Linked DNA regions of Homo sapiens: region 1 is linked to region 2. Evidence: chromatin loops called from intact Hi-C (ENCODE). Cell type or tissue: Caco-2. All regions are shown on one strand. Each heading gives the region's core, and the rest is flanking DNA. Links, peaks and the distances in the headings are about the cores only.

The links. A loop is a pair of places that touch in the nucleus more often than their neighbours do. Peaks named below come from ENCODE experiments on the same cell type or tissue, not always from the same donor. Only the 100,000 strongest peaks of a DNase experiment are listed, where the experiment ranks them.
Region 1: it touches region 2 in a loop (2.9-fold over the local background); 3 of 110 quality-filtered maps call a loop at or near these places.

What each region holds. Positions count from the first base shown.
Region 1 is chr15:96,045,527-96,061,800 of GRCh38, forward strand. All of the region lies in intron 1 of LOC112268156 (a long non-coding RNA gene), which reads left to right. LOC105370998 (a long non-coding RNA gene) reads right to left here and starts at 7,850. Exons shown (of 4, transcript XR_001751688.2): 1 at 6,728-7,850; 2 at 3,008-4,169; 3 at 1,263-1,369. In Caco-2, for the core only: no CTCF peak of the experiment used is centred there; DNase peaks (open chromatin) are centred at 7,595, 8,405 and 8,739.
Region 2 is chr15:95,913,532-95,929,805 of GRCh38, forward strand. No RefSeq gene overlaps it. Among named protein-coding and RNA genes, the nearest start is that of NR2F2-AS1, 410 kb to the right of the region's middle. In Caco-2, for the core only: no CTCF peak of the experiment used is centred there; a DNase peak (open chromatin) is centred at 9,110.

The DNA of each region.
Region 1 (16,274 bases), core at 4,640-12,639, 130 kb after region 2:
AACATCCAAAAGAGGTCAAATTATACCTATGGGTTTGAAAAACAATATTTTAATGGGAAATTTCCAGGGTAGAGTCCTATGCATCTAATGTCACCCCAAACACAGAAAGGCAGATAATTGGAGCTGGGAGGGTAGGAACAGAAATGGTCTCATACTTCCTTGTAAGCTCAGCTCTTAAACAAATTAAAGTACACTAAAGTATCACTTCAGAAAACAGAGATGTAGTATGTCTATTAATCATTTTTTTAATGAAGTGGCCTGAGGACCTACACTTATTCCTTCCAAAGAAGCCACAAAAAGGCAAAATCCTTGATCCTGTTTTGATCATGGAATGTTTGCTCTGAAAACTTTTACAAATAGCTTGCTCACTTTACTCCTCACCTAAATCTTCGAGAAAACAGATATTTGAGAAAAAAAAAATCTCAGTGATTTTCATATAGTATGAGCCAATCTTTCACCACATGCAAACACAAAGAACAACAATAACTGTGTTCACGCGTTCCAAGTCTTTGCTGATTCAGTGCCCAGCTCGTGCTAGGTGTGGGTCTGGGCTCAAGAGTTAAGCCTTGGTGGCTGGGCGCAGTGGCTCACACCTGTAATCCCAGCACTTTGGGAGGCCGAGGCGAGTGGATCACGAGGTCAGGAGATCAAGACCATCCTGGCTAACATGGTGAAACCCCGTCTTTACTAAAAAAAAATACAAAAAATTAGCTGGGTGTGGTGGTGGGCGCCTGTAGTCCCAGCTACTCGGGAGGCCGAGGCAGGAGAATGGCGTGAACCCGGGAGGCGGAGCTTGCAGTGAGCCGAGATTGCGCCACTGCACTCTGGCCTGGGCAACAGAGCAAGACTCCATCTCAAAAACAAACAAACAAACAAACAAACAAAAAACAGTTAAGCCCTGGACAGAAACCTGCGTGGAATGTGGCAGGCCCAGGGAATATCCAGGGAAGAACATTTTGGACAAAGGGGACACTACAAGCAATGACTCTGCTCATTCATCCAAGCAGGAGGGTGAAAAGCGAGTTTGAGTAACAGAAAGGTGGTAGGGCCACAGCAGAGTGAGCGAGGTAGGAGGGTGAGGAAAGGCTCCCAGAAAGTGAAAGGAAACTGAGTCAGAGCCAAACATGAAAAACATTATGATGCTAATGGAAAGATTTGTTTGTAAAAATTCCTTTTTCTAAGTGAGATGAGAAGCTTGAGCAAGGTGAGAAATAGGAGTGGTTTTAGTAACAGAGTAACAGGATTCCAGAACAAATACTTACGAAGGATTGCAGGGTTCTAAGCGTGAGACGGTGGTGGTGGATTGGACCAGAATCACAAGGAAATACCTCCAAAAGGCCTGCAGTTTCTTCCTGCTCCACTAAATGGTCTTGAAGTGAATAAAAAGAATTGCATAGGGCTAATGAGAAAACGTGGTAAGTATTTTGGAATTCAGTGCCATCTGCACAAAATCCCAGCCAAAGGGGTTCCCCACTGCCCCACCCCAGTTCAGTGACCCCACACATAACTGAGAAAGTGGGCAAACAGCTTGGCTCCAATTTCCTTATGTAGGAAGATTAATATTACATGAGTCAATGAATCTTCACTTCTCAAATTTGCCACAAATGAAAGAACTTCCTCTGCCCCCTCAAAACATCTGGATGCTGCCTGCTGGGGCCTCAAATCCAAGTGAAAACATCTGGGTGTCAGTGAAAAGGTAGAAACGGGTGGCATCTAAATAGGATTTTGAAAAGTTACTCAAATAACAGCGTTTTGTTGTTGTTGTTTTTAAGTTCAGCCCTGTGCTGTGTAAATCTACAGTGTACTTAGACGGGCTTGTGTATTTTTTCACTCATCAGCACTGCCCACATTATGGGAAAGAGATAAGGCTTGAGGAGAAAGAAATGTAGCTATGTACGTAAGCATGCCTTTCTCAGTTCATCCGACTGTTAACTACTGTTCAGTAGTTAACATGTTCATGTTCATGCAGCCCTTTTTGTTCTTTCTGCTTCGGGTAGTCAGGTTCCCCTCTGTGACTCTGGAAATCTGGAATCCGTGGGCAATTCTGGCCCTAGCCACTTGGAACTCCCACTCTGCATGCTTTTTGTATGACTGCCTTTCACTCAGGAGGTTCGAAAAATAGAAGCAGTATGCATGCGGGAGAAATGTGTGCGTTAGTCATTTTATTCAGTGCATGCTATGTTGTCATCGCTGTCAAACGTAATAAAAGTGCAGCTAAAACACTTAACCACATATTGATCTGCTCCCACGTCTCCTGTAGTGAGCTTAAAGTAACAGAGCCCCCTCCTTATTCCCCCTGCGCTTTAATGCACAGGGTAGTGAGCTTCCTGTAACTGTTTATTTTGGAAACAGTTGAGGAAGCATCGACCTCAAACTTTCCCATTGTTCAGCTATTGCCATATAAATCCCTTGCATGAACTGAAATTTCTTATAAGAAATGTTAAGATGAACTTGGGTGGCTTGGTTCAAGGCTGGTTTGTTATTAGTAGGATTCTTCTTATTATTATTAGCATTATGAGTTTTGGTCATAAGTATTTTTTTTCTCTTTTAGACCATAAACTTTCAGCTCTTATTACTAGTAACTGGAATGAGAGCCACCATACACTGAATGCTCACTACATTATAAAAACACTATGCTGAGGATTTTCCATACATGCTTGTTTAAATTTGTGTCACATACCACCTCTACGGAAATATTATCTGTATTTTACAAAGAAGGAAGCTGAGGCTCAGTTGAGAAAGAAAGAGAGGGAAAGTGACCGGCTCACAATCACTCTGAGAAAACATAAATCCATGACTGATTAATTCTGAAGCTCATATTCTTAACCACTTTACTAGGTTGCAGGTTCATGTCTAGAATTGGGAAGACATCTTCCTGCTGGATTGATGCGTATGCTTGAAAGCAAAGCTAATCTTCACTGTGACCCACAGTCACAATCTGGAAATCGGGACTCAAATTCCCAGCCTCCCTTGCATCTTCCCAACGTGCCACCTGCAGGATACATACCGTGAGAGCTGGATTCAGACACCTGGTGGAGTTTCCATTTTGTTGGTAGGGGTAGCCACATTAGCCACCAGCTTTGGGTTGCAAAGTTGAGTTCTCCAGGCAGGCTTGGCTTCCATCAGTGCAGAGAACAGCAGTGACTGTAGAAAAATTCTCAGTCCTCTGTTCAATAAAGCAGCAATGACAACTGTCTCTTCATGTCAGTGTCACGGTTTGGGGGCATGTTTTGGGATATGTTTCTGGAAGCTTAGCCTTAAATCTGTTTCTCTAGTTCCCCAGTGATGCTATAAGCTATTTAATTTTCTTTATTAAACCTCTTTTCCCTTTAACCTAGCTGAAGTGGAGTCTGTTGTTTGCAACTTAGACAACACAGACAGGGAACACAAATAGAGGAAATGTATATATTTCTTTACTCGCAACTGTTTCTCTAGTGAGCTGTAATTTTATGCCATCACTAGCACCCTACAGGAACTATCTCACTCCCCGTGGGAATGGATGAGGCTATTCTGTGTGAAAAATATTCACCTTTTCCTGCTCTGACATGGGAGTAGGAAAGCAGAATCTTAGGGCAGTGAAGAGCTCCTCTACTTGGGCGAAAAGGAAGCTTTCTCAAAGAAGCCCATCCACAATGGATACAGACGTGTTCTGTTATTGGCAGGCTTGAAAACATCATTCTTTACAATCATGCCCAACTCCCTGGGAGTGAAAAAGCTGAATTGTACACAGGGGTTTCCCGCTTTCTTCGAGTTGTGTTTACTTCTCTCTACTGATTCCACACATTTCCAGATAAATTTAGGCTCCATTTCATCTCAATAAAGCAAAATCTGTTCAACTATGTCAACAAGTAGAAAAGCTTTCTACTCAAATGTTATTTTTGTCCAGGAACACAGGATGAGGACCAGAACAGAAGAGGTGAGGTATGTGGCAATCTTGACCCAAATAGAAATCTGAGATAACCCAACCCCAGCTTATGCAAAAGGGTACAGGCAGATAGCACAGTATTTCAGGCTCAATGGGGAGCAGCCAGCAGTCAGAGGTGTGGGCTGATAGGTGGGTTAACAGGTGAGCATGCCAGAAGAAGGGCTCGAGTCCAATATAGGTCAGCAGGCAGCAGGGCGTGATCCAGGAGCCCTGACAGGCAGGTGTTGGGCCTTTTCCTCTCCTTCTGGAAGAAGTTGAATTGAACACAGTTAAACAATACTTCAATTTAAGATAGTGACGCAAATTCATTCAAGCAAGAGAAAGTTAGATGCCTTACAAATTCACACCTCTTTTTGGTCCTAAGGGAACCACGTACCCTTATACATTTGCTCTTACTACCCCAGACTTGACAAACTCTTGTAAAAGTTTTGTAGAGTGATCTTCTGCTTTTCCTAGTCTGTGTTCTTAAAAAACAAGACTGGATACTTGACAAACTGGAATTTCTAGACTCCCTTAGGGTAATTCCAAACCATGGTAGGTATGCTAAATTCCAGCATCCCCACCATATATTTTTTGTTTGTTTGTTTGTTTGTTTTCCTGTTAACACCCAACAAGCAGAAATCCAGCCCTAGAGGCAGCAACATAAAATACAATGGAAGTCTCAGAGTGGAATACAGAAGATAAGGTAACATAATTGTCTGTTTTTGTCAAAAAAAAGTAAATATGCAGGTATATAAATATACCTGTATTGTATGTTATTTTTTACAGAAGTGAAACAACAGACCAACAAAATTTCTAAATACTTCAAATTTCCATTCCTATCCTATCTCCTCCAAACGCACTCATGCTATGTATGTTCACATTTCTGATGAAACAACAAAAATGAATGCTTTCTGATCCAATAACTCTACTTCTAAGGATTCCACTGAAGCAGGGGAAAACCTTTTAGGCAGCCAAAATATATATGCAAGATTATTTATAATAGCAGCAACTGAAAATAACCTATAGGTCCAGGAATAGGGGAATTATTAATCTGGGTTATGGAAAACTATAATAAATACTTATAATAAAATTATGTAAAGACGATAAATGAAAAATTTAAAGAATATTTGAGAGTGAAAAAATGTTTATCAAGTTAAGAGTAGCATTCAAATCTGCATGACAGTTATCCTAATCATGTGTGTATTTATACACTTTTTTCCTTAACAAAATTTATGTGTATTAATAAAAAAGGCTGGAAGGAATAATGTCAAAAATATTTGCAGTAATGAAATTTTCGATAATTTTTTATTCCCTTCTTCATAGTTTTCCCAATCTTCTTTAGTATTATATAATATATAATTATATTAACATATAATATCATACTATGTTACTATATATTATATTACCTTCCAAAGGTAAAAGAAACCTATTTGCTCTAAGGAAATCCTACTGCAGGGTTAGATGAGCTAGAAATTACCGCTTGCATTCCTGACAACCTCAGTTCTCAATAATTAATCCCTGTTGCAATTTCTGCAAACCCCCCTTGGGTAAAGATGTTCATTTTTTTGTGGAGCTGTCTTGTTTGCTGTGTGTTTTCCACGACAGCCTCTGTGCCTTCTACTTCCAAACAAAAACCCTGGGAATTGGGTCGTACAATAGAAAAGAATATTTGAAATAATTACCACCCTAGAAAATCGGATACCTCTAAGAATTTAGTTTCAATGAAGTTATTTAAGAAGATAAAAAGAAAGTCGCTGCTGCAGCTGCTGAGCTTTGTGGCAGTCTTGTTATCTATAACATGAGGAAATAATATCTATCTCTTCTCAGGGTTAGGGGGAAAAAGATAGTAAGATCATTGTATGTAAAGTCCATAACAATGTCTGGCAATAGATAATTTTTAAAAGTTAAAAGTTTATCTTCTATTGGGATAGTTAGTACCTAGAAGGCAGGGTGTTTGAAGGGAGGAAAGTAATGCCTGTGTATGGTAATACCAAGACAATGAACACGGAACCACAGAGGGGCAGCAGCCTGCTTGGATGTGAATTTCCTCCTTGTGATGCCTTGACCAGGTTACCTAATTTCTCCATACCTCAGTTTCCCCATTTGTAAAGTAGAGCTGATAACATTTCTTGCGTCAGAAGGTTGTTATGAGGATTATGCCAGGCATTTAGGACAACACCTAGCAAACAGGAATCACTGTATAAGCCAAGTTGAATGTCTGTTGTGACTTGTTCCACAATAACACAAATGGAATTGCCTAGGGTACAGCACTATTTGCTCTGCGAAGTCAGCTTGGACACCCGGAGTTAGATGCCTCCTGCACTGAACTTTCTGTACCCACAGTGGTTCTTTATGTACACACTAATTTCCTTGGACCTTAATTAATCTAGATCCTGATTGTGTCTTATCTTTGTGTCCTCAAAACCTGGCACCCTGATGTCCACACTAAATATTGAATGTCTTTAGAAACAGGCCACAACACTCATTGTGCATAGACAATGCATCTTATTCATGTTAGGTTGTTTTTGGTTTCTTCCCCCCACCACACACACAAAATGTACTCATTAGAGAGATTTTGGGAAAGAAGGTCACATTTTACCTCAAATATTGAAAGGTATTAATAAATCCACATTCCATATCTTATTTTTAATAAAATTATTAGGATTCTAGCAAGTAAAATTATATCACTTACTGGAATGACTTTGCCTATTTAAAGAGACATTTCTATTATCCCAATTTGAGCTACTAAGAAACTATTTAAGCAGAAGCTATTGACCCAGCTATTTCTATGCTGCTAAGAGTAAAACTCTCTATACTTACAGCTCACAGCTTACTTTCTGGGTAGCAGGACTCCACAGGGAAACAATAAGGGCATCAACATCATGGAACTTACAAGCCTGGAGTCTTGGCTTCTGGGTCAGGTGACCTTGGGGAAGTCACTTCACTTTCCCAGGTATGATTTCCTTATTTGCCGAGCTAAAATAAGGCTGACAAACCGGTCTACAATTCATAAAGCTGTAGTAGCACAGCAAAGACCCCTGAAAAATTCTGCCCTATTCGGAAATGGACAGTTAGCAGGGAACTGGCAAGCTGATGCCTGTAATTAAACGAGTAACTGAAGTTTATTTCTCTCGAAGTTTCTAGATGCTTCCAAGACGGTGCTGTCTGCCTAAATTTTTCTAAACAACTCGAAGCCATCCTTAAAGTGTTTGAGGAATGGACATTCTCAGGCAAAGTCGTTTCCAAGCCCCTTCGGCTCAGCACTGCACCGCAGATCACTGCTTTCTCAAATCAAAGGGGGCCCCCCTGCAGAGTTGGTTTACACCATTAAATTTCCTCCAATGTAAAGCCAGGAGAATTTTTCCAGGTGTTCGAATTCCTAGAGGTTGGGGAAAGTGCCGAGCTCTATATTAGAGCAATACCACGCTAGAGTGAAACACAAAGAACCTTTTTTATGGTGTTGCCCCCTCTGGAGATCTCTATTTAGGGGCTGCCTTGGCAGGGCCCACCAGACCGTCTGTCACTCTCCGCTGACACCGGCTGCCGGAGGAGGGCGGTCCCCGAGGCTCTCGTGCTGGCGGCAGCCCCGCGCTGGCCCCGGGCAAGCCTTGATCCGCCCTGCGCCACGTGGAAGGTGCCTGGACACGGGCTCAGCCGCAGGGGCCCCTAGTACCTCCATCGGGTCTCGTCCCCCACGGCGGGGTCAGAGGGCAAGTCACCGGCCAACCTCCTCCAGGAGCTCTGTTTAAGTGAGAAGCAAAAGAGATTCCAAGGAGAGCCACAGGTTGAAATCGGAGCGAAAGCCTGGGCTTCCCCGAGCCAGGTGAAGAAAGCTGGCAAGGTCACCCACTCAGTCACCAGGTGGTGCATTTAATTTAAAAGGAGTGTTAACCTTGTTTATACAAAATAACACCAATATGCAGAGAAGCAGTAAATCCATTGTCGTTAAACAGCGGGGAGCCGCTGGCGCTGGCAGCCTGCCCACCGGCGACGGTGAACCGGGCTGGCACCGAGCAGGGAGCCGGGCCTGCCAGCCTGTCCGCCTCGCGAGAGGAGGCCCGGGCTCGCCCTCTCTGCCCTCCAGATGACTCTTTGCATTCTTGTCAAATATATTTAGAACAAGAGGTGTCCACTTAAAGAGAAACGTTTGTTAATCACTTAAATGCAGGCGCTTGGCAGCCCTCCAGTTTCACCTTTATAAATATGTAGGATCGGTTTCCAGCTAAGCAGGGAACTCCACAGCGAGTTCCCTTTCTCTCCGCGTCCCCTCGAATTGACCTAAGGTGGATGTCCCTAGCACCTTATTAATTTTCTATCCCAGTGGGCTTTCTGGAGTTAAGGCCAGTCTTCTATCTGGAAGTTGACGGAGATAAATAAATGATGCACCGTGGAGGGAGGGAGAGAGAGAGAATGAGAGGAGTGTTTCTTTAAGTAAGGGACAGATTAAAGTGAAATTCCTGTTGACGGAGGCGCTGGTGTCGACATCCTCCTTGTTTACCAGCAGCTGTCCCTGTTAATGACACTCTGATAACTTTCGGAGGCTGCCCTGCGGTAGTAGGGGAGAAGAAGATAAAGAGGCCTCTGTTTAAATACTCCGGGCCTCGACCCCACTCTTTTTAACTTCCCTTCCTTTAAGAATGGGTGAAACTGTTCAGAAGGGGCAAATCCTGGGTGCAGAGATTTTTGCCCCGGAAATTTTGAGTTCACAGCATAAAAACTCTGCAGAGCTGATGCCTATTCCAGGAGTGGAAACTCAGGGTTGGCGGTGGGGGGCAGAAAAGGCAGCTGGTCTGCAAGGTGAGGAGGTCTGCAGGAGGCCGGAGGAGAACTCTTCCTTTTGTTTTAAAAACCCTGACACTTCCCTGCCCTCCCCCGGCCCCACCCCAAACAAGTCTTACAGAGGTAACTAAGTATGTTAGGGACAAGGTTACAGAATGAAGGTTCTTTGAGGGCCAATGTATCCTTAGCGTTAACCACATGAAAATCACTTTGAACACTTGGAACACTCTCCCTCATGAAATTCTCAGGTTTTGGGGGACCTTGCCGGGCACCCAGGCTAAAACTTTGAATGTGCAGCTGAGAAAGCAGTTCCAGTAGGTGAAGGGACCTGCCTAAAATCACTTAGTAAGTTTTGTGGCAGGATGAGGACTGGAACCCAGTTCCCTGTCCAACGTTCTTTTCAGACAGACAAATAGATATGAAATACTTTATATTTCATATAATACATATAAATATAAATTTATATATTTTTTAAATTTCCACCTCCCATCCTGAGATAGCAGGCAGACGGCGGCAGCTATCTAGTCTTTCACACTGAAAAAAAGCCAAAGCTCTCACTTGGCTCAAGTCCCAGACTGGTAGATGCTTGGGCTTCCCTCAAGACCCACCTCCGCCCCGATTATTTCATGAATACAATTCACTTAAAGATCAACAAACGTGGAATCCCATAATCTTATTCATGCTCTAACCAGTCAGGCAGACATGCCTCCAATAAAGCAAGCACAGAGGACAAATGTTTTCCTGCCTATGGAAAATGAAGATGGTGTGGAACAAATGATCTTGCGTTTTTTTGCACCTCTGTATTTTGTCACCTAAAGCGTGTCCTTTATTCATCTCAAGAGATTTGGGGAGGGAAAAAATAAATTAAATGGCAAAGTATTTTGAGTTCACATGCTCAGAAGAAAGATGTTGACATTTTTGATCCATGTAATTTTCTCTGGAAAGTTCTTTATAATGTTTTTAAAGATCGACGACAATGATGTACTTTCCAGTGGCTTACGGTAACACAAGTTCATCATTTATATTCCACATGGTAGTGACTCCACAACTTTCTCTTTATATATAGTAAGGTATGGTAGAATTATTCTCTCTACAAAATTTTAATTCAGCTTATAATCTGTTTATGGCAATTTGTTAACTACCAATTGTTATGGGTTGAACTGTGTTCCCCCAAAATTCACATGTTGAATTTCTAACCCCCCAGTTATGAGAGTTTATTTGGAGATAGGCTCTTGGCAGAGGTAATCAATTTAAAATAAGTTCACCAACGTGGACCCTAATCCAATATGATTGCTGTTTTCTTAAAAAGGGGAAATTTAGAAACAGAGATATGCATGCATTGATGATATAAAGAGATGTAGGGAGAAAGCCACCATCTTCAAGTCAAGGACAGAGGTCTGGAGAGGATCCCTTCCTCACAGCCATCAGAAGGAACCAGCCCTGTCGACACCTTAAATGTTGACTTATATCCTCCAGAACTGCAAAACAATAAATTTCTGTTGTTGAAGCCATCCAGGCTGTGGTACTTGCTTATGTGAGAACCCTAGCATACCAACCAATTTTAGCCACTCAGTAACTTTAATATCCCCTCAGATCAATATTTCAAAAACATATGAAACCAAATTAAATGGCTTAAAATTATGTTTAAAGTGTCCTATGTAATGGGGAGGCAAAAGGAACTAATACGTATTGTGCATCTATCATATCCTGGGCAGAATTTGGAGAACTTGATATATTTTTGTTGATTTCACACGTATAAACCACTCTTTCAACAATAAAATTTTATCTAATTCAATAGAAACACATCTTGTGCAGAAGAACATTTACAGTAAACATGAGTAATTTAAATGAGTACCAATTAAGGGGATTGTACCTTGCTTAGTATATTTCATCAAATTATACATCATAAGAGGTAGAATCTTCTCTACATCATGAGCAATGGTACTTGTTGAATTCTTCTCCATCATTTCACCCACATTTTTTGATGTATCATATAATTGATGGTTGAAAAGTTTATAGTAGGTTTTGTCAAGGACCCAGTTGTGAACAGAGATTATAAATAAGCACAGTCAATCAAGAAGATTTATCAAGTAGGCGCTCTGTATACGGCACTAGAAGGAGAAGGGGAGGTTGCAGAAGCCACACCGCCTGGTTTGGGCTACGTAAGAGTCTAATTGGTGAGAACAGCTATAAGCAAGTCAAGAAGGCAAATTAATAATATGCTTTGGGGCAATATCTCAGCAATGCAAAAGAAAAGGAACTCAAGACACGGGCCATAAATCCCTGTGTGCCAGTAATAGTCCCAGTTTACACTTGCTGTCTCCGATTAATTGTTAAGAGTGGTTTTTTTTCATTCCCCAAAATGTCTGAGGTTGCTTGAAAAAGTCTGGGGTCACTCTAGCTGGGGACTTCTCGACCGCCACACTACTAAAGTTGGAAGATGGATGATTCTTTGTTGGGGGGCTGTCCTATGCACTGCAGGATGCTTGGCAGTTTCTCTAGCCTCCACCCATGAGATGCCATAAGCAATGCCCTCTCTCCTTTGTGACAACCAAAAATGTCCCCTACAAGGCAAAACCACCCCCAGTTGACAACCACTGTACAGGAACAATGATTACATCACGGAAAACTATCTTCAGAAGATTAGATTTCAGTATCTGTAGATAAAGAACCTGAACTGCCTGAAAAAGGAGGACATTTCCTTTTTCTTTTTTTTTTTTTTGGGGGGGACGGAGTTTCACTCTTGTTGCCCAGGCTGGAGTGCAATGGCGCAATCTCGGCTCACCGCAACCTCTGCCTCCCAGATTCAAGCGATTATCCTGCCTCAGCCTCCCTAGTAGCTGGGATTACAGGCATGTGCCACCACGCCTGGCTCATTTTGTATTTTTAGTAGAGACGGGGTTTCTCCATGTTAGTCAGGCTGGTCTCGACCTCCCGACCTCAGGTGATTCGCCTGCCTTGGCCTCCCAAAGTGCTGGGATTACAGGCATGAGCCACCGTGCCTGGCCAAAAGGAGAACATTTTCTATATAAAAGTATGAAAGTGGAAAACAGCAAGTTGAAGTCAGAAGTCCAAGGGATGGCAGTAACCACGAATAAAGATTGGGGAGTTAAACAAGTTAACCAACCTGTTTACCAAGCTAAAGCTATGTTGATGTACCCCGCAAGAACACTTAAAAACAATAAATTACTAAAATCTCTAATTTCTGGCGCATCCACAGTTCTCGGCACAGTGTATTAGAACTAGACTGTTTACATTGCTTAGCTTCTTAATATTTAGAGAGGCAGAGAGTGACACCCTCCACAATTGTTTTCTGAAAGAAGAAGAGTAGATAAGAGCAGTAATAATAATAGCAGCAGCTATTTATTTGGAGTCTCTTACAACCAAGACCTTTTATAGACATTATCTATTATCTGGTTTAATACCCTGTAGACTTTTTTTTTTCTTTGAGATGGAGTCTTGCTCTGTTGCCCAGGCTGGAATGCAGTGGCGCAATCTTGGCTCACAACACTCACCACAACCTCCACCTCCTGTTCAAGCAATTCTCCTGCCTCAGCCTCCTGAGTAGCTGAGATTACTGGCGCCAGCCACCACTCCCAGCTAATTTTTGTATTTTTAGTAGAGACGGGGTTTCACCATGTTGGTCAGGCTGGTCTTGAACTCCTGACCTCGTGATCTGCCCACCTCAGCCTTCCAAAGTGCTGGGATTACAGGCATGAGCCACCGTGCCCGGCCATCCCTTGAAGACTTTCCCAAGACCAGTATTAACTTCTCTGGGCCTCAGTTTCCTAAGCTGCGACATGAGTGAAGGTAGGTGGTGTCACACATCTATTAAGTGTCAGGGTCATGACTTGAACCCAGGTCCAGCTCCCCTAAGCCTGTGTGTGTTTCCCTTGCCTCACTGCACTGGCTGGCAGAAGAGCAAGCAGAGAAGATTTCACGTAAAAAGAGAACACAACCAGTTAAAGAACACAGTAAACATGATCATTCTTCGTACAGACTCTGAAACACGGGGAGGTGGGGAAAGGCTTTTCTTTTTCAATTTCAAATTAACCTTTAATGACTGAGGGTGTCCTTATTTATCAAAATGAAGTAAGCTTTGTCTGGTGTCTTTCATTTACATTAGGTGATCATTTTGGATTAGGGGTCTTCAGATGTGTTGATGTTTAGTAGAAGTATATCAATATGATTCTGAATGCCGGCCAGGGTAAATTCTCTCAAAATGAAGAGTTAAATGCTGAATTTTTGTTTCAGACTCTTCCAGGTCAAGATTTTCAATATCCAAAGGCAGAATCTCCTCCCATCTTGCTTCATTCTTAGTTCTTCTTTTACTCAGTAAATTTAGCTCACACATGCGGCTGGAAGGAAGTTATTTGGTTACAAGGGGATTTCCATGAAGACGTGAGCAGTATCCATTATTACCATCACTGGTTACTTTCTTTGCCCCACTAAGCTAAATGGGGAAAGACAAAGTACTCACAGTGCCAGGCTAGTGGGAAAAAAAAGAAATTCAGTAAAATGTAGTCATGTGTGATTTGTACCAAAAATAATTATTGCTGGTCAAGGCGGCTCCGGCCTGTAATCTCAGAACTTTGGGAGGCTGAGGCCAGAGGATCACTTTAGCCCAGGAGTTCAAGTCCAGCCTGGGTGCCATAGGGAGATCCCAGTCTCTACAAAATAATAAAAAATTAGCCTTGCATGGTGGTGCATGCCTATAGTCCTTGTTATTTAGGAGGCTGAGGCAGGAGGATCACTTGAGCCTGGGAGGTCAAGGCTGCAGTGAGCTTTGATTGTGCCACTACACTCCAGCCCGGGCAACAGAGTGAGACCCTGTCTCAAAAACAACAACAAGGAAACTTATTATTAATACCCCCACAGAGAGAGGTAGGATTTAAGCCAGGCCAGAGTATATGCTTTTTGTCTATCCGCATTAGAGCAGTATGGTGCTTTTCATCTACTATTTCATTGTATCAACACCCAAACCCAAAGACAGAAGACATATTATGACCCCTCTAACTTAGGGGAAGAAAGAGAGGATCAAGGGAAATTAAATAACCTGCCCAAGGTCGAGTGGCTAGGAAGTAATGTGGCCATGATTCAAACCCAGTTCTACCTGATTCCAAAGCCTGTAGTCTTTCCACTAACACAAGTAATTCAAGAAAAATTTAGCTATATAATTTAAGGAAGTGAGAAGATCAAATTTCCAGCCTATCCCAGAGAAGACAAGGTAAACCCCAGGTCAGTAGAGAGGTACTGAAGGCTTTTGGGCTCCCAGGATGCAGTTTACATCAGCACCGTGCAGTCCACTAAATGACATCCCCTCCCAGAAGAGCAGCAGTTGAACATCACCTTGTCTGGAGGACTTAACAACCCTCCATTTCCAACCCTTGGGAGGTAAACATTATGCTAGATGGTGGCTTTAAATCATCTTTTCCAACATAAATGATATTGCAAAAAGTCCAAGAAGAGGCAGATAAATTCACTGGGATCTGAGCACAGGCTTTTTATTTTGCGGTGCTGAAGTATCATTAGCCAGGCATCTCACAGAGAAGGGAACCTCCAGTGCTCCCCAGCTAGACACAATCCTTGTCCTGGATAGAACACTCATCCACACCCACTGGAGCCTCGTGGAAGGGTCCAGGAGAGCAAGCTGTGAGGAAGTAAGGAGGTTGGAGACTTTCACAGGCTGCCCTTGTGCTCTTCGTTCCTCTTGCTTTTCTAGTACTGTGAGAAGATGTGCAGTAGGAAGAAGGATCTCCTGGGTCCATTTCTACAAGGCAGTCTAAGTGAGGGGGAGTACCAGGAGCAGGTGAAGGGAGCACATAAACTTTCAAATGTGTGCAGGTGTCTATGTATCACTTCAACAAATACATCCAGCATCACTCAGATGCTTTACTGAACAAAACAAAGTGCTGTCCCCCGTGCAGCTTGTAATCTTGCAGGGCAAAAAGAAGACCTGGGAACAAATTTAGGAGGTCATGGGTTGATGAGAATGGGGGAGGTGCAATGTTCTATAGCATTTTCACACAAGGGCTTTCCAAGGAGATGACATAAGAACAGAAAACAAAACAAAGCACAGAAATGAGCCAGAACAATCTCTGAGGAAAGAATCTTCCTGGGAGAGGGAACCACAAGTGCAAATTCTCCAAAGGATGCCAATGTACTAATAGTAAAAGGATGGAGGGGAGAATGCAGACCATGGCAGGCCAATAAACTACTGAGAGACATATCTTATTAATTCTAACTGCTGCACAGTATTACTTGCAGGAATATACCATATTCATTAATTCCTCTATTGACATACATTTAGGTTGTTTCCAGTTATTCACTCATAAGCTATGATGGGATAGTTTTCTCTACGGTACATATAAGTGATATATGGTTTGGCTCTGTGTCCCCACCCAAATCTCATCTTGAATTGTACTCCCATAATTCCCACATGTTGTGGGAGGGATGCGGTGGGAATAATTTTAGTCAGTATGTGATTTCCCCCATACTGTTCTGGTGGTAGCAAATAAGCCTCACAAGATCTGATGGTTTTGTAAGGGGTTTTCACTTTTGCATCTTCCTCATTTTCTCTTGCTGCCGCCATGTAAGATGTGCCTTTCACCTCCCGCCATGATTCTGAGGCCTCCCCAGCCACGTGAAACTGTAAGTTCAATTAAACATCTTTTTCTTCCCAGTCCCGGGTATATCTTTATCAGCAGCATGAAAACAGACTAATACAGTAAGGAAGTACAATTGCTGGTGATAGTGGATGAACATCTTCTGCTTTGTTACATATTACGGAGTCAAAGTCATTCTCCAGAGTGTTTGTTCTAATTTACAGCCCTTACAGTAGTGTATGAAGCTCCATTTTCCTCACATTTTCCCCAATATTTGGTGTTATTTGGTGTTATCGGATTTTTTTGTTGTTGTTTGCTTTTTTTTTTTTTTTGCCATTCTGATGGGTTGGAAACACTCTGTCTTCATCCTTTTAATTTGTATTTCCCTAATATCAAAGTATGAAAGAGGGATGAATTTTTTTTCAAACATTTATTGTTGATTCAAGTTTCCTCTTTTGTGACTGGTCTTTCCTAACCTCTGCTCATTTTTCTCTTTGACTATTTGTCTTTGATAAACATGTAGAACTTCTATGTTCAGAATATGAACTCTTTTGTAAGTATTAAAATATGTTATCCAGGATGTAGGATTTTAAAAATATTTTAGGGTATATGCAACCAAAGAAAAGAATTTTAATAGAATAGATCGAATTTGATTTAATCAAATGTATTAATAGACTTATGATTTGCACTTTTTATATGTTTAAAAATTATTTCCTATCATAATGCCATAAACATATTCTCTTCCTTTTCTGTCTAAGAATGTTAAAGGATTGCTTCCAAATGTTAGTATCTGAAGTTCATTTTATATATATATGTAAAATATATATATAAACATATATATGTAAAAAATATATATAAACATATATATGTAAAATATATATAAACATATGTATGTAAAATATATATAAACATATATATGTAAAATATATATAAACATATATATGTAAAATATATATAAACATATATATATATAAACATATATA
Region 2 (16,274 bases), core at 5,482-13,481:
CTGTGATATAATGTCCAGACAAAGGTGGCTTTGCTTTTTTTTCTTTCTTTTTTTTTTTTTAAGCAACTTTTGGAGGCTTACATCAGTTCATTGGTTTACTTCATTTTTTTGACAATATTTATTGCACTTTTTCTGAATATAAGAGTAATATGTTTATTAAAGAACGTTTGGCAAAAGACACACACATATATTTCCTACTATTTATTGAACACTTATTATTTGCAAGACCCTTGTAAAGCTTAGTGGCTTGCAGGCATATGCCACTTAATCTTCATAACAATTTTGTGATGGAAATACCTTACCCAAGACCACAGAATTGTAAAAGTGACAGAGTCCAGACTTAGAGTAGATCTGTCTTTCTCTAGAGGGTGTAATTTTTATCCCTACCTATCTGTGACAGGTAAGTAAACAGGCAAGGAGCAGGCAGTTATAGAAAGAGGAACATTAAAACCAACATATCCACTCTTTATCCACTGTGTAGGGAGGGGGGATGGTTTCCTTGTAAAGTGAAGTATATTGAGGCATTTGAGTCATACTGGTGGATAGGATATGTTTTATGTCAAATATGTGAATGTTAAAATCCTGGTCTCACCACTCATAAAGTGATAAGACTTTTATTGTAGTAAGAGGTTAGATAAGTTACTTATCCTCTTTGTTTGCTATTTCTTTATCTATAATAAGACATTTAATTCACAAAAAGTATAGAAAATATTTGGCATAATAACTAAAACATGTAAGCACTCATTACACATACACACACTGTACATATACACATATTGCAAAGTCAGTACAGCACTCTATATAGCATCCACTCCATAGCATACCACGTCAAACTCATTATTACATCCTGAATATTTCCCATTTCAGTTAAGATTGTTTTAATAGCAATATATTTTTCTTTCCTACAATTTCACCATAGTTAATTTAATTTAACCATTCTTTATTGTTACACATTTAATTAATTTCAAAGTTTTGCTGTCTTGAAGAATACTTCATTGTATCCCTCCCAAGGAATCATTGAGCATCTTCTGCTCTCTTAATATCTTAAAATTGTCCTAAAAATCACTGAGTAAAAATGTGCTTATTTTCTAGGCTTTCTATAAATACAACCAACTGGGCTTCTGAAAAAAATGCAAATTTGCACTTCAGTAAGGACATAACAAGCATTTTTTTTGCTTTGGCCAATAAAAAACTAAAAACGTAATTTAAAAAAATCTATTTGATAATTTAATTTCTTTTCCCAAAAAAGTATTTCTTCCATTGCCATTGTAAGTGAAAAATTTTTTGATGTTTCCTTTGGCTATCTCTATAAATTTTCTGAATTATCAAATTATGTCCTATGTTCTATTGGTTACTATTTTCTATTTGTTTATCTACTTAATTTTTAAGAACTCACTATAGATTATGATTTTCAAATTAAATTGTATAATATTTAATTTTCATATGTACATTATATAGATATTTTAATGTTAATGTAGTTTTTTATACTTTCTTAGTTTCCATTTATACTCAGAAAAGAACTAGAATATATTCATCCATATTTTCTCTTAATGGTTTCATTATTTCATTTTAATAGTGACTGCTAATTGAGTTTAGTTTTCCTTTTAAGGAAAATGTTGACCTAGGACCTATTACTACGTTCTTGGTGATGTATATACATTATCTCATTTAATTATAACCCTCACCCCCAGCCAAAAAAATTAAAACAGTAAGGCAGCTGTTAGCACTTTTCACAGATGAAGACCTGGACTTGCCCAGAGACCAAAAAGAGTGAAATGGATCAGTTATAGGTCAAATTTAGGTGTGTTTAGTTAAATTAAAATGAGAAGAAGATAGAGTTTTGAATCATAAAATTGACCAGTGTCATTATCACTAGAAAGTGATAGGTAGGAATAGGAGATGCATGGCTCAAGAAAAGATGGAAGAATGGATGAATGGATCAATGGATGGATGAATGAATTAATAGTCTAAAAAGGCAATTTATCAGCCTGACAGAAATGTCTTTCCCTGCTTGGTAGACCATTAGTCTGGTTTAGCCTACAGTCATTTCACAATCCTCCAGCCTCCAGATAAACTATATTATTATGGTACTACTCAGGAGATTCCTGGGGTCAAAGTGACTGGCATGGATGAGAGATTTCATACTTCCTACTTCCTAAGACCAACAATTCATCCTTTTATGCCATAGTCAGTCCACCAGTGAGCACTTTAATTGGATGTTTTGTAGAGGTTAAAAGCAAGGGCGTATGTGGCGGATTGTCAAAACCTGAATCTTAGCCTCCTAGCTTTGTAACTCTGGCCAAGTTACTTAACCTCTCTGTGCCTCAGTTTTATCACTTGTAAAATGGGGCTAATAACGCTTAAAGTCTCAGGTTTTTTGTTTTTCTTTTTTGCAGATCAATTAATTAATAAATGCAAACCCTTCTAAACAGAGCCTGGTGCATAATAAGTGAAAAATAAATGTTTTTAGCTGTTATTATTATTTTCTTCTATGCTAAAGTTAAATGTGATATGTAACAATAACTTTCATAAACAGTAGGAAAATTGCACAGGGATTTTCTTGGTTCATTAACATGACTCTACACGCTTCCAAAAAAAGTATGAGGACATAGAAATACCCCAGTGGTCTATAAATAACCTTGAGAATTCAGTCTTTTGGGACACAAGATGTTCTCAGGTTGTGTAAGTTATACTTAAACATTTTCTAAAAGAACTAGCCACAGTGCAGTTCACACAGGTCACGATTTTCGTACTTATCAAGATTGCTTCATAAATATTATCTCATTTTGAATCAGGAACAAGTTTTATAATGAATACATCTAAATAGGCTTTGGCAGTGCTTACATCGTGTTGGAAAGTCAAAACCTAAAAAACCAGATTATTCAACATCATTGTAAGCCTCTAAACCCAAATGTCTGACAGGATGCAAGTGTCTGTCTCTCTGTGTGTGTGTGTGTGTGTGTGTGCATCTGTGTGTGTGCAGTGTAGACACAATCTTAAATTGCCTAATGTTGGAAAAGCAGACAGTGACAACAGAGGCACAATGATAGATAGCCAACACATTTACACACCAGGAAACTTTATTTAGAGAGTCACTGAGATCATACATACGGAAATGTTCTTCTCTATCTTATCCCATAGAACCTCCACCATCCACTCTGCAGAGAGTGCTGCCAGTACAGGCAAAAAAGACACCCACACAAACAAAAAAGGCCTGAGATAACCACAGTTTGAAGTCTACAATAGAGAAATGTCCTATCTCTGGATAAGCAGGGTCTGTGGTGACTCCTATTTTTCTTCTCAGATTTCTGAAATCTCTTCCCTCAAGTGTAATCGACATTTTGCTCCTTCCACCCGCCTCACCATCACCACTATTCCAAACAAACACCCAGGAACTTTGACAGTAAGAGAATGATTGCATTGGTGAGAAGCTGGGTGATAAGTCAATTTACTCTAAGCTGAAAAAAACCATGGGAGTCACAATGTCCCTTGTTAGTGGTTTAATTTATAAAAGTACAATGCTTAATCATTTAATAGCTTCATTAAAACAACACCAGAAGAAGGTATAAAAACAATCATCCATGTCTTATAAGAAATTGATTTCTTTCTGGTACTTCATACCTGCCAAATTGAAAATATGTACTAAAAAACTTACAACCACTCAGATGACAGCCAAAGGGAAAGTGATGACAGTGAGTCCTTGTATTTGTAATTTAGCTACAAATACACCTATGTTTATTGGAACATGAAAAAAGCTATCAAAGAAAAAGACAGTTTTAACAAAAGAATCTTGTGTGTTCCCATTTGAAGAAAAGTATAGTACCGTGAAAGTCAAATAATGTATGTTTTAACTGTGTCATTTAAACAAACAGATGTTTAGAACATGATGTGATGGCTATAGGAGGTGTAGGGGAAAAAAAACATTCTAGACTAGTGCACACCATTGTCCCATAAGAGAATTTCACTTTTTAGGCAAAATCTCAGAAGATTGGATATACGAACAGGTTGCTTTGGGATAATGGAAAATATGAGCTCATTAGCACCAGGTTTGTTATTTGTTCTACAACAAAAAAGTAAATTACAATGCATTAGTGGAGTTAGTGTTGTTTTTAATGTGCATGGGGATACAATAAAACTTTTATTAGGGAAGTGTGATAGTATGTTTGTGCTACAGTATCAGCATCCTGCTCTTGTACAACAGCCAATCATGTGGCCCAGTGGAACATTCTTATAATGATGTAATAAAATTTGACTCTGATATTGTAAAATATGTTTATGGTAAGGCTGTTGGGATATTTTTACGCAATCTTATTAGAGCAGGTGCCTAAACCTATTATATTTTGTAGTCCAATTTCAGTGGAATTTTTAAAATGTCAAATTTCTAATCTGGAGTTTGAATGCTGAAATGATCACGTTATGATGCAAAATGTGATCTGCAGCCTCCCCCTCCCCCAGGCCTCATGGATATGAGATGGCACGAAATTGCCATCTTAAAGCAGAAATCTAATCGAGAGTTTTCTCAATGAACACAATGCTATTGGCTATACTGCAGAATTTGTCCCACGGACGATTGGGCATTAAAAAAAATAGTAACTATAAGTACATGTAACTATTTTTTTCTGGGTCCTCCTTATTGAATACAGTGTATTCTTAGTTATTTTTCTTCTCCTGTTGTTCAACACTTTTCTCCTCTGGCTTATCATCACTTTGAGGCCCCAGCAACATGCATCAAATAATGCATGTCCACAAAAGACAGTTGGCCAGGAAATCTAAGGACAATGCTTGGGAAAGAAAGAAAGGCCATCTATCCCTAAGCTTTGGACTAGGACCTAGGTTTATAGAACTCCTCTTATTCAGAATAGCGTGAGTTGCTCAAAAGTGGACATTGCTGATTCATGTTGGAGAGGTGGAGATACGGTCTTTAGTGTAAATAATTGTGTTTATTGAATAAAGCACAATGAACCTGTACAGGTTACAAGGCTAATAGATAGCAAGAAGAATAGGAAGGGTTCAAAACTCTTCTTAATTTTTAGACTAAAATGAGCCTAGAGCAGAATTTTCTGAAGTGTTTTTCCTAGAAGATGTGCTTCATAAAACATATATCAAAGCCAAAGAAATTTAGACAACTTTGCATATAGTACTAATTATAGTATTATTTGCTGGGCACATTTGCATATTAAAGGCTCTGAGAAGTTCCGCGGCAAAAACTTTGCATTAATAGCACTAATTTTAAAACCGTTTGATCATGTAATTCATTTGTTTTTGCACAGTACACTAGAAAGTGTTGTAACTGAGAAAAAAGTATAGGCAACATATGTGGTTAGAATAAAAGATTTAAAAAATGTTTTAAAGATTGTGGTTTAATTATTCAAATAATTAGTAATATATAATTTTAAAGCTTGAAAGGGCCTATCTTCCTTGTCACTTTAGGGCAGTTTATGTTTTAAATAATATTTGCTAACTTCTTTCATTGAAAACACTTCATTAAACCAATTTTGTTAATTATATTTCCAAAAGGCAAAATGCTTGAAATTTTTTACAATCAAACCTAAATTAATTAAGATCCTTAGGGGATTAAAATTCCAGTTAATTAAATTTTTTAAACAGAAAATTAAACAGAAAAGCTTTTTTGTTTCAACTTATTGGGAATTTGTCTTAAATGTATGGGCATGTTTTCATATTTTACAATGAATTGCTCTCGATTATAATTAAATTTTGTTCCATCATTTAGAATTTTACACAATACCTCTGAATTATCATTCTAAATATGATTCTAAAGATCTAGAGGACTGTGGTAGTAGACACTCAACATGCAAGAGATTAAGTTGAATTGAATTGGTAAGGAACTTGACCCGACTTGGGTCACAGGTCCATCACTGGTGAGCCTGCATATTGAATTGAGTGTTGAAGTGAGGAGCTGTCCTACTATATAAATATCATGATTCTAAAGATCTAGAGGACTGTAGTAGTAGACACTCAACATGTAGGAGATTAAGTTGAATTGAACTGGTAAGGAACTTGGCTCTCACCGACCTGACTTGGGTCATAGGTCCATCACTGGTGTGTGTGCATATTGAAAGAATGTGTATGTGAGGAGCTGTCCTACTATAAGCACATAGCTTGGGAGTGGAAAAATGCTGATTCACTGCCCTCAAAGAAGATAAAATTGGCATTATGCTTGTACACACACACACACACACACACACACACACACCCACAGCTGATTGATACAGTTGCTTTATTAATTGGTTGTAATCCAACTTGTGAGACTTTATAATTTGCTTATGTTTTTCTACAAAATTTAGATACAGGACTTTTTGGCATTGCTAATCACAAAGTATATTAAATTTTTTAAAAAGTAAGGGGCTGAATTTTGTTCATAAATGAATTGCAAATATTTCAACATAGGGGAATTCAAATATTTTTAAAAAATTGATTTCTCTATATAGCAGGTGTAGGTTATTAACTATATGCAACATTCTACCTCTGTTTGATCACTTCATTGTGCCTGCTCTTGGGCAACTGGGTATAGATAAAGGCATATGCAAGATATTCCAGACCTCATTACAACTATGTAAGGATGTCCCTTCCAGAGGGAATGGGCGGAGAGTATAGATGAATCAGAATAAAAAGATTTCCTCTTCATACACACACAAACATACTCTGTGCCCATATCAATAGATTATTATGCATAGAGTGAACATGGTTATCTACTGCAACATTAATACAGTAGAAAGCTCCCTGGCCTTGGAATCTGAAGGTCTGAGTTTTAGAACTTTTCTTTGGCAAGTCTTTTCACTTGGTCTCAGTTTTCTCATCTGTAAGATGAAGTCTTTTTAACTACCAGAAGAGCTCTAAGTGTACAATATTCTACAATAACTTTATATATCCTGTCACATTTCCCTTCATGTATTAGCTTCTGGGAAAATCCAAATGGAATTTAATATTGGTTCGATAAATAACAATTATACATGAGCACATACTGATGTCTAGACACTAAACTTGACAATAGAGATTCATCAGTGAACAAAGTTCCTGCTTTCATTGAGTTTGCATTCTACTTAACTCACAGAAATATATCAACCTACACTTTAAGAATAAAGTTTGTATCCATGTCTAACACAGTTTTGGATTTCTTTTCTATGTGATTTCATCTACTTCATCATTTAATTATCTTTGTTGTAAACAACCTCAAATAGTCTTCAGGAAAGCAGGAAAGGTCTTAAATAAAAATAAATAATGCTCTTGGACACTATGGAGAGCAACAAGCATGTCTAAAAGCCCCAAACTTAAGAATAAGTTGAATAAGAATAAGAGAGACTCCTGGAGCAGAATTGTGTTATGGGCAATGCATCTTCAAAACAGGACACGTTTCTTTAACTAGTTAGAGTCTTTAATGGAAGAAAAGAACAGGAAAGTCAGGGAATAGTGATTTTGACTCACACCACTGAGGAAGGTCATTAGAAAGAAGCATCAATAAGGCTTTTTAAACCTTTCCTACTTGTAACACACAGAGCCAAGCTTATAGGAAAACTGGAACTACAAAAATTACAAATGGCAACGCTATTATTTGGCACATAGTTGCCAAAGGCATTCAATATAAAGATTTTACAGAGGTGTCAACTGATACATAGCAAACACACAAACAGTCTCCAACACTGTAAAATAGGCAAGGAAAGCTAGGGCAAAATATTAAGTATATAAATTATATACATACATATTTTTTGCGATACAGGCTGGGGAAGTGCTTGCTAGGCACTGTAGTTAAAATGAGCAATAAATACCAGGGCTAATGCTGCCAATGTCTTGTTGGGCATGGGTGGGGAGGGGGGGGTTCCATTCAATATAGTTTTGATTTTCCAGTCTGTGGTTCCAATTCACATTTTGGAAAATGAAATGGTTAGAATATTTCTTGCTGGTCTGTTATACATTTAAAACAGGTTTCAATGCTCTCTCTCTCTCTCTCACCATCAGGACTCATTTGAGGAGTCAGACATGTGAAAGAGAACATTGACTGCTTTTTAGGATCAGCCTCCTCTTCCACCCAAGATAAGGCTTTGCTGCAGAGGTCAAACAACTGTCCTTTCTCCTCCCCAGGACATTCCTGGGGAGGAGAAAGTGAAGGCACAACCTCACTGGTGCTGGAAAGCATTGCAACAGAAAGAAGTGGTTCACTTTCTCTAGGCATCATTCCACTTTCTGGGAAACACAAGCTTGAATTGGAGTACAGTAGTGACCTTGCATTGAAATAGCACACTCTGTAACCCTGTCACAGCCAAGGCAATGAAACGATGACAATTTCCCGTTTAACTTTTTATATTCCTATTTTGTTTTACTTTACAAATCTGGTGAGAAAACACCATCTTCCTTTAAATTCAGGTAAAAGAGATGTCACAGATTAAAAATGCAAATATTGGGGAAGACGCGTGCAAATGACAGAGACTTAGTGGGAAAGAGTGAGGGAGTAAAAGCCGGAGGACATCCTTCTGTGTGCTAGCTATTTACTCTGGATTTTTCCAGTCGCAAGAAGAAAATTACAACGTGTATAATGAATGCCAAATAGAAAATAAAGTCATTTTTATTTAACTTTGGGATGAAGGTAATCTTCGTATTTGTCTGCCAATGTGTCTTTGATTGTGTTTTATTTGGGCTAATGTTAATATGAATCAATGAGCTCTTAGAATTCATCGAACTCCCAACTCTCATTTTGCAGATGGAGAAGCAAAGTCAAGTTAGGGGAATTACGAGACTGGAGCTCCAACCCAGGGCGGTGGCTTCAGTCAGAGCTTTTTCCATGTGGACTGAGACAGCACACAAGGGCTCAAGCAGGGAATGCGACCTGGACACTCTGGGCAGGGCTTGGGAAATTTTTTTAGCTTGAATTTTAAATAAAACTTTAAATTTCAGATGCGACCAATGATACGAGCAGCAGGCTGTTAAGATCACAAACACGGGGCAGGAATGGTTCCCCGAGCGGTCAGTCCTCCACAGACATGCCTCTCTCTCGAGTGTTCCCCCAACTTGATGGTCTGTTACTCCAGGCTGCAGCAGAGGTTCATGGTGATATCCCTTCCCTGGCCACTTCCTGTAATTCTGCAATTTGGGCACAAGAGTCCCCTACATACCTGTGCATGCAGCCTTTCTGCCTGAGCACCTCACTCACGACAACATGCTTATATTTGTACAGCTCTGAGTACTTTCATAACTACTCCCTCATTTAAAAGTCATCAGAACAGCTGAGGGCAGACAAGGACACTGAGGCTCAGACATGGAACTTTACACTTAGAACTACCTTTCTGAGCTCTGTCCCTCAGCCTACTAACTTGAACAAATATCTTAAATAGTATGAGTTCAATAAAATGAAAAAAGACAAAGTTACCTCATTTACTACCACTAGTTCTAGAAAGGCAAATGTTATCAAGAATAATATTTTATATAAAGGCACGGATTTACAAAGTAGATAAATTTGAGAGCAGTGTATTGGACTGCAAGAGAAACCCAACTCCAAACCACCACACCTTTTAAAAAAAAACAGTCACCCCCCTCAAATTTTATCCAGTTAAGGGAAAAAAAATCTTAGTTTACTTACAACTTATGAGCACATTTGTTATGCGAATTGAAATATATCTGCTGGGGCCGGGCACGGTGGCTCATGCCTGTAATCCCAGAACTTTGGGAGGTGGATCACGAGGTCAGGAGTTTAAGACCAGCCTGACCAACATGGTGAAATTCCGTCTCTACTAAAAATACAAAAATTAGCCGGGCGTGGTGGCGCGCATGTAATCCCAGTTACTCAGGAGGCTGAGGCAGGAGAATCATTTGAACCTGGGAGGCAAATGTTGCAGTGAGCCAAGATCGTGCCACTGCATTCCAGCCTGGGCCACAGAGCAAGACTCCATCAAAAAAAAAAAAAAAAAAAGAAAGAAAGGAAAGAAATATATCTGCTGGGGTTTAAAGAAATAAAAAATTATTTTTTAAAAAATATATTGAGTACCTTTTACATAGCAGAGCCTGTGTTAGGTTTTTTGGTTAATGAGAAAATAAGTCACAGTCCCACCTGGGAGACTTCACGACCCATTTACTTGTCTCCATGAAGCCATGTACTAAAGCCGCTGTTGCAGAAATATCACAGGATGCAGATATTTACAATAAGGAAAGTCTCAGGGAAAAAAAAGGCTAATAATGAAGGTGACGTCAATGGCTAAATATTCATCTATAATTATCAAAGTCAGTTTGCGTAGGCGATATACCTGCTTATCGATATGAGATAAAGCACTTTTAAAAAAGCATATCAGAAAGCAAGTCGGTGTGAATGTTGTTGTTCTAGGAAAAGGTAATCTAATTTATAAAATCAGTAAGTTGCCCACAAACTGTAGCACTTTGTTTTATTAGTAACAAATGACGTAAGACACACCTCACAACCGAGGTTGGGGAACAGTTGCTCAGCAGCTGTGAAAGCCTGGGAATCTAACTGCAGTTTCACAATTTCACCTCCGGACCTGACTAGTCATTTCATTTTAAGATGGTTAAAATCTATAACACACACACACACAAACACAAACACAAACACACAAAATGATCTCTGTCCACTAGTTCCTATAGAAACACAGGAAATACTGCACCCAGAACTCACCTTCCCTAACACTCCAGACCTCTCCCCAGCCTTGCTGTTGACAGTTCACCTGTTAGGCTCATGAGGGGCTTGGAAAGGTCCACTGAGCTCACGATAAAAAGAGTTCAAAGTCCCACAGCATCTTTGTAGCCCACGAGCTACTGACAGTTCACACTGCTCCAAGCAAGGAGCAGGTATTGGAGCTGGGAATGGTGGGGCAACACCCAGCTCTCTGGGGGCAGGACTGGATTCTAAGCCCAGCCACAGGGAACAGACGAGGAGGGATGCTCAGAAATGGAAGCATCTTGGCTTTCCTCAGCTTTTCTGTTTCTGCTATTGATTACTAGGGTTAGAAGCAAACTGAAGAAGAAGAATAAAAACTATGTAAAGGCCTTTCCCAGTCCCAAGAAGATGAATGCCATCCTGAGAATCGAGGACGAGCATTTAAGGTGACTTTTTGCATGTGTATCATTGTTTTAAACTTGTATTGCAGGCCGGGCGCTGTGGCTCACACCTGTAATCTCAGCACTTTGGGAGGCTGAGGCTGGCGGATCACAAGTTCAGGAGTTCAAGACCAGCCTGGCCAACATGGTGAAATCCTGTCACTACAAAAAATACAAAAATTAGCTGGGCATGGTGGTGTGTGTCTGTAATCCCAGCTACTCGGAAGGCTGAGGCAGGAGAATAGCTTGAACCTGGGAGGCGGAGGTTGCAGTGAGCCGAGATCGTGCCACTGCACTCCAGCCTGGGTGACAGAGCAAGACTCGTTCTCAAAAAAAAAAAAAAAAAAAAGTTGTATTACATTTAATTGTATGGGATGTTGACCAAAACGTCCTTTTTCCTAAGGCTGTTTATATTAATAATCCTTTCAAAACCTAAAGTTGAAATTTAAATCTTTTCGATTTCCTTTTTGGTTATTTTTCCCCTTTCCTTCATTGCGGGAACTCACTGATTTATTATCTCCTGGATATTTCCTGGGCCCTGGTGACTTTATTCTGGGAACTAAGAGATAACCAGGTGGTCCTCAAACCTTTCTTCTTAAAGTTGATGCTTGTATCTACAAAAAAGAGAACTATCTAAGGAAAGAATTCACAGGGGTGTGGATATTAATGCTTTTGATGAGTAAATAAATCCAGCCTCACGAAATGCATTGCAACATTTTCAGTTCATTGTTTTTCCTGCTGTCTGTGTCATGATTGGATGCCCCTGTGCCAGATACATTGTGTTTACCAATTGATATATTGCAAATAGTCAATACGGAAAAGCAGAAATTATTGTATTACAGGAAATATAGTTTAGAATCATTTCTCTATATACATGCCACCTAATGGCCTAGCTATATAAAATAAAAGGTTATCAATCAGACACTCACTTTTCTATGATGATTTTGATTTTAAAAATAATCACAACACACTATACAAGATACCCCACACTAAGGAAATGTCATACAATTAGCATTGAACTCTTTCTACAAGCCAGCATTCCAATAGATAGGTTCTTCTGTTCTTGGTTTTGTTTTTAACCTAATACAGTTTTCCATTTGATTCTTTTCATAAGTGACTAGAGAATGCCAGGCTTTTTGTTTGTTTGTTTGTTTTTGTTTTTTGAAACGGACGCTTGCTCCGTTGCCCAGGCTGGAGTGCAGTGGCGTGATCTCAACTCACTGCAACCTCCACCTCCTGGGTTCAAGAGATTCTCCTGCTTCGGCCTCCCAAGTAGCTGGGATTACAGGCGTGTGCCACCAAGCCCAGCTAATTTTTGTATTTTTAATAGAGATGGGGTTTCCCCATGTTGGCCAGGCTGGTCTCAAACTCCTAACCTTAGGTGATCCACCCACCTCGGCCTCCCAAAGTGCTGGGATTACAGGCGTGAGCCACTGCGCCCGGCCAGAAAGCCGGATTTTAAATTCCCCTTTTCTTATGCCTGGTGTATTTGATAAAGGATATCTCCGATCGTCTCTGTCAACTATTCTTTCTCTGCAGCCTTCAACTTAGTAGGTAAGTCCTTCAGAAGCAAGTCACCTTCCTCCTCCCATTTCTACTCTGAGCATAGTTGAAGTCCAAAAGACTTACCCAAATGCCTCATGTTAGTTTAACCGGAGAGCTGCTCTGTCTCAGAGCTGGAGTCTGAGGGGGGGACCTAGTCAGCTGGAGTGGCCGGTAATCCAGCATTAAGTTTTGAGTTGTTTGCTCTCTTGTGGTGCAATTCTTTTATTCCAGCTTATTAAACTTTGCTGTGTACACAAATGCTTTCTGCAAGTGGGTTTTTTTTAAAAACCATGGAAAGAGATGGTCCATGGACCTGTCAATGTGAAACAGAGGGATGAGGCCCAGGAGGTGAGACGCCAGTAAGAGTGAACGGTTAAGAAAAGTCAGAACCAGGCCGGGCGCGGTGGCTCATGCCTATAATCCTAGCACGTTGGGAGGCCGAGACAGACAGCCTGAGCTCAGGAGTTCAAGACCATCCTGGGGAATATGGTAAAACCCTGTCTCCACTAAAATACAAAAAATTAGCCAGGTGTAGTGGTGCACGCCTGTAGTCCTAGCTACTTGGGAGGCTGAGGCAGGAGAATCACTTGAACCCAGGAGGCAGAGGTTTGCAGTGAGCCGAGATCACACCATTGCACTACAGCCTGGATAACAGAGCAAGGGTCTGTCTCCAAAGAAAAAAGAAAAGAAAAGAAAAGAAAAGTCAGAACCCCAGATCAGACTAGGTCAACAGACGTTAGAGAAAACCGAGGAGTCTCTGAGGTTTAGGGAGAGACACTGAGTTTCCCACTGTACATAAATAAAATGGAGGTTTTTACCCAAATACTTTTAAATTTTCAAGAAGGTCACTTTTAATTCACACATCAAAGATATAATATATGCAAGGCACTTAGCACAGAGCCTGGCCCATGGTATTATCTTAATAAATGGTGATGATGATGATGATGATGATGATTTTACATTCAAAGTGACAAAGGGTTTTCTATTTTCTCTCTTTATCATCAGCAAGTTTTAGCAATTGCAAGCAGTTATCACCGAAAAATAGTGTTGTTGGACACCAATTCGATTTTCTCGTACCTGCAAGTCTCATCAAGCTCCCAGAGCTTTTCTAAATGGGCTTTATTCTGTCTCTTCTGGGCACTCAGAAGCACTTGTCCTCAAGCTCCCTAGGACAGGAGCTGGAAAATAGGAGGGAAACATTGTCAAAGCCTAAATGTTATTTGGGGAGTAGTTGGCTTCTCACGTTTCACAGTGAATGGAAGGTACTTGATGGTACCTAGGCATGCGGCCTTGTGTGAATGTCTTCCTTATAGCAGAAATCCCATCCCATCCTACCTCTCCACACCCCAGAGAGAAAACAGGATCAAGGGAAGTCAGAGTTCGTTCCAAAGAGAATGACCTCCACCCCAAGTCTTATCACAAATATAAGCATCTTGTGAGCAAACTACTTTTCCTTCTGAATTTGAAAGACTCTCTAAGTGAGCTCATCTCTATCCAGAGAAAAGGCCAAGGTGTAAGAGAATAGATCCCCAAATCCTTCCTCAGTTGTTTTAGCCTATTTGTGCTGCTACACCAAAATAGCTGAAACTAGGTAATTTATAAAGCAGAGAAATGTATTTCTTGCTGTTCTGGAGGCTGGAAAGTCTAAGATCAAGGTGCCAGCAGGTTCAGTGCCTGGAGAGGACCCATCCTCTGCTTCCAAAACTGTACTTCGTCGCTACGTCCTCACATGGCAGAAGAGGCCAAAGTTGTGTCCTCGCATGATGGAAGGCTGAAGGGCAAAAGAAGATAGAGAGGGAGAACTCTCTCCCTCATCAAGTTCTTTTTGTAAGGACCTCTACTCTTATCCATGAAAGCAGAGCTCTCATATCCTAATCACCCCCTAAAGGCCCTACCTCTTAATACTACTGTTAAGTTAGAAATTAAGTTTCAACACGAATTTTGGAGGAGACACAAACATTCAAGCTATGTCATCAATGCCCATATCCAGACCAGGCAGTGAAAATAACTACCAAGATTTCTAATGGAGGAGTCACTACTTTCAGGTTCCCTGATGCCAGGTTCCATGACTTCCTTGGTCATGCCAACATATTGCAGGGAAACGCATCATTATTATAACGTAGCATTCCGTTGGCAACTTGATGTTAGCACTCAAACAATCCTTGTGTCCCCGTTAAGAATTTTCCCTCCAAAAGGCTGCAAACTCATGCATCCAAGTCATTATGATACATTATTGTAAAGCCTTGGGGGAATGGATGTGTGTCTGTGTGTATGTGCGTGCGTGCATGAATGTGTGTGAGTGCGCCTGTGTGAATGACGTAACTAGGAACCCTGCACTCGAAGACAAAATTTCAAATCACCTTTCATACACGGCACCCTATAACCACTCTAAAAAGTCAGCAACTCTAAATAAATGAGATTCAAAACCAGATAAAAATATAAGAATTATTAGCAAAAACTTGAAACCCATGTTTGTAAACCTGCATTCCCCTAAGAATGAGCAGCCAGAGGTTATTGAGGAGAATATTAAAAATAGAATGATGTTAGGTTATTGAAACGTATTTAAGTGTTCTAAAAATGTAAACACTAAGATTTAGAGGGCTGTGATTTATTGCTCTAGCTAAAAATCCGATAATACATCACGGCAGATGTGAACATGGTCATCAACTTTTGAAGGGTAAAAATGAGATACCTGTCCAGGATGTCTAGCAGTTCCCTCCCCTGGATCTTTTGTGTAGCTGTGTAGCTGAATAGAAATTTTCTCAGCATTCTTTTCCTCTGGAGAAAAGCAAAGAAGTTTCCTCTGTGGAGCACACACCCTGGACTTAGCACCAAACAAAGTGCTTTAAGTACATCTACTTTAGTAGGTGTAGATATTATGTATGATGTAGATATTAGTGGCTCCGTTTCCCAGGGCAGAAATCTGAGAATCAGAGAAGTTAAATAATAAGGCCGAAGTCACACAGCTAGTGGAGGAAAACTAGAATTCAGTTGTCAACTTTAAATTTTCAGTTTATTCCCTCCAGGCCCTTCTCAAATGTACAGGACTCAACACCAAGTTGATTTTTCGTAAGTCTCATCCTTGGTCAAATCTTAACCTTGCGGATTCTCAGACCGTATTGTGAATAATAGTTTCTTCTCCCTAAATAGCCTTTTAACCTCACCTCTAAGGGTGAAGAAGAGCTGCTAAAATAATTAAAATGATTCAGTCACAAGAGCCTGCCTGTTTCAAATGTTTTGAACAAACTTTTCTGTTCTGATCTCCCAGGGAAAGCCTCCACGTGATTTGCAAGCACCTTTAGAATAAGCTAAGCCACGTGGCTTTTAAGACAGTGCCTGGTTTAACAGCTAAACTTGCGGTGGAGGAGAGCTGACCACTTCCTATGCAACTGTGTGCAATTCTTATCAGGACAAGTCCAGCTGCTCTGGGCTAACTAGCTCCCCAAAAGTGATTCCCCCAGGCCCCAGCTAGGAGCAGCTAACATAAATGCAAAATGCACAACCCCTTCCCCCTTCACAGATAAAAGGCTGTGAAATATATAGGCCTCATTTTAATAGGGCCTCAGCTAGGTCTCTGTTTTTTGCACCCACAGCTAATTGAACGGGCAACTAGAGCAGACACAATTGGACACGTAGTTAAGGAACCACCTCACCACCTGGCTTGCACACATAAT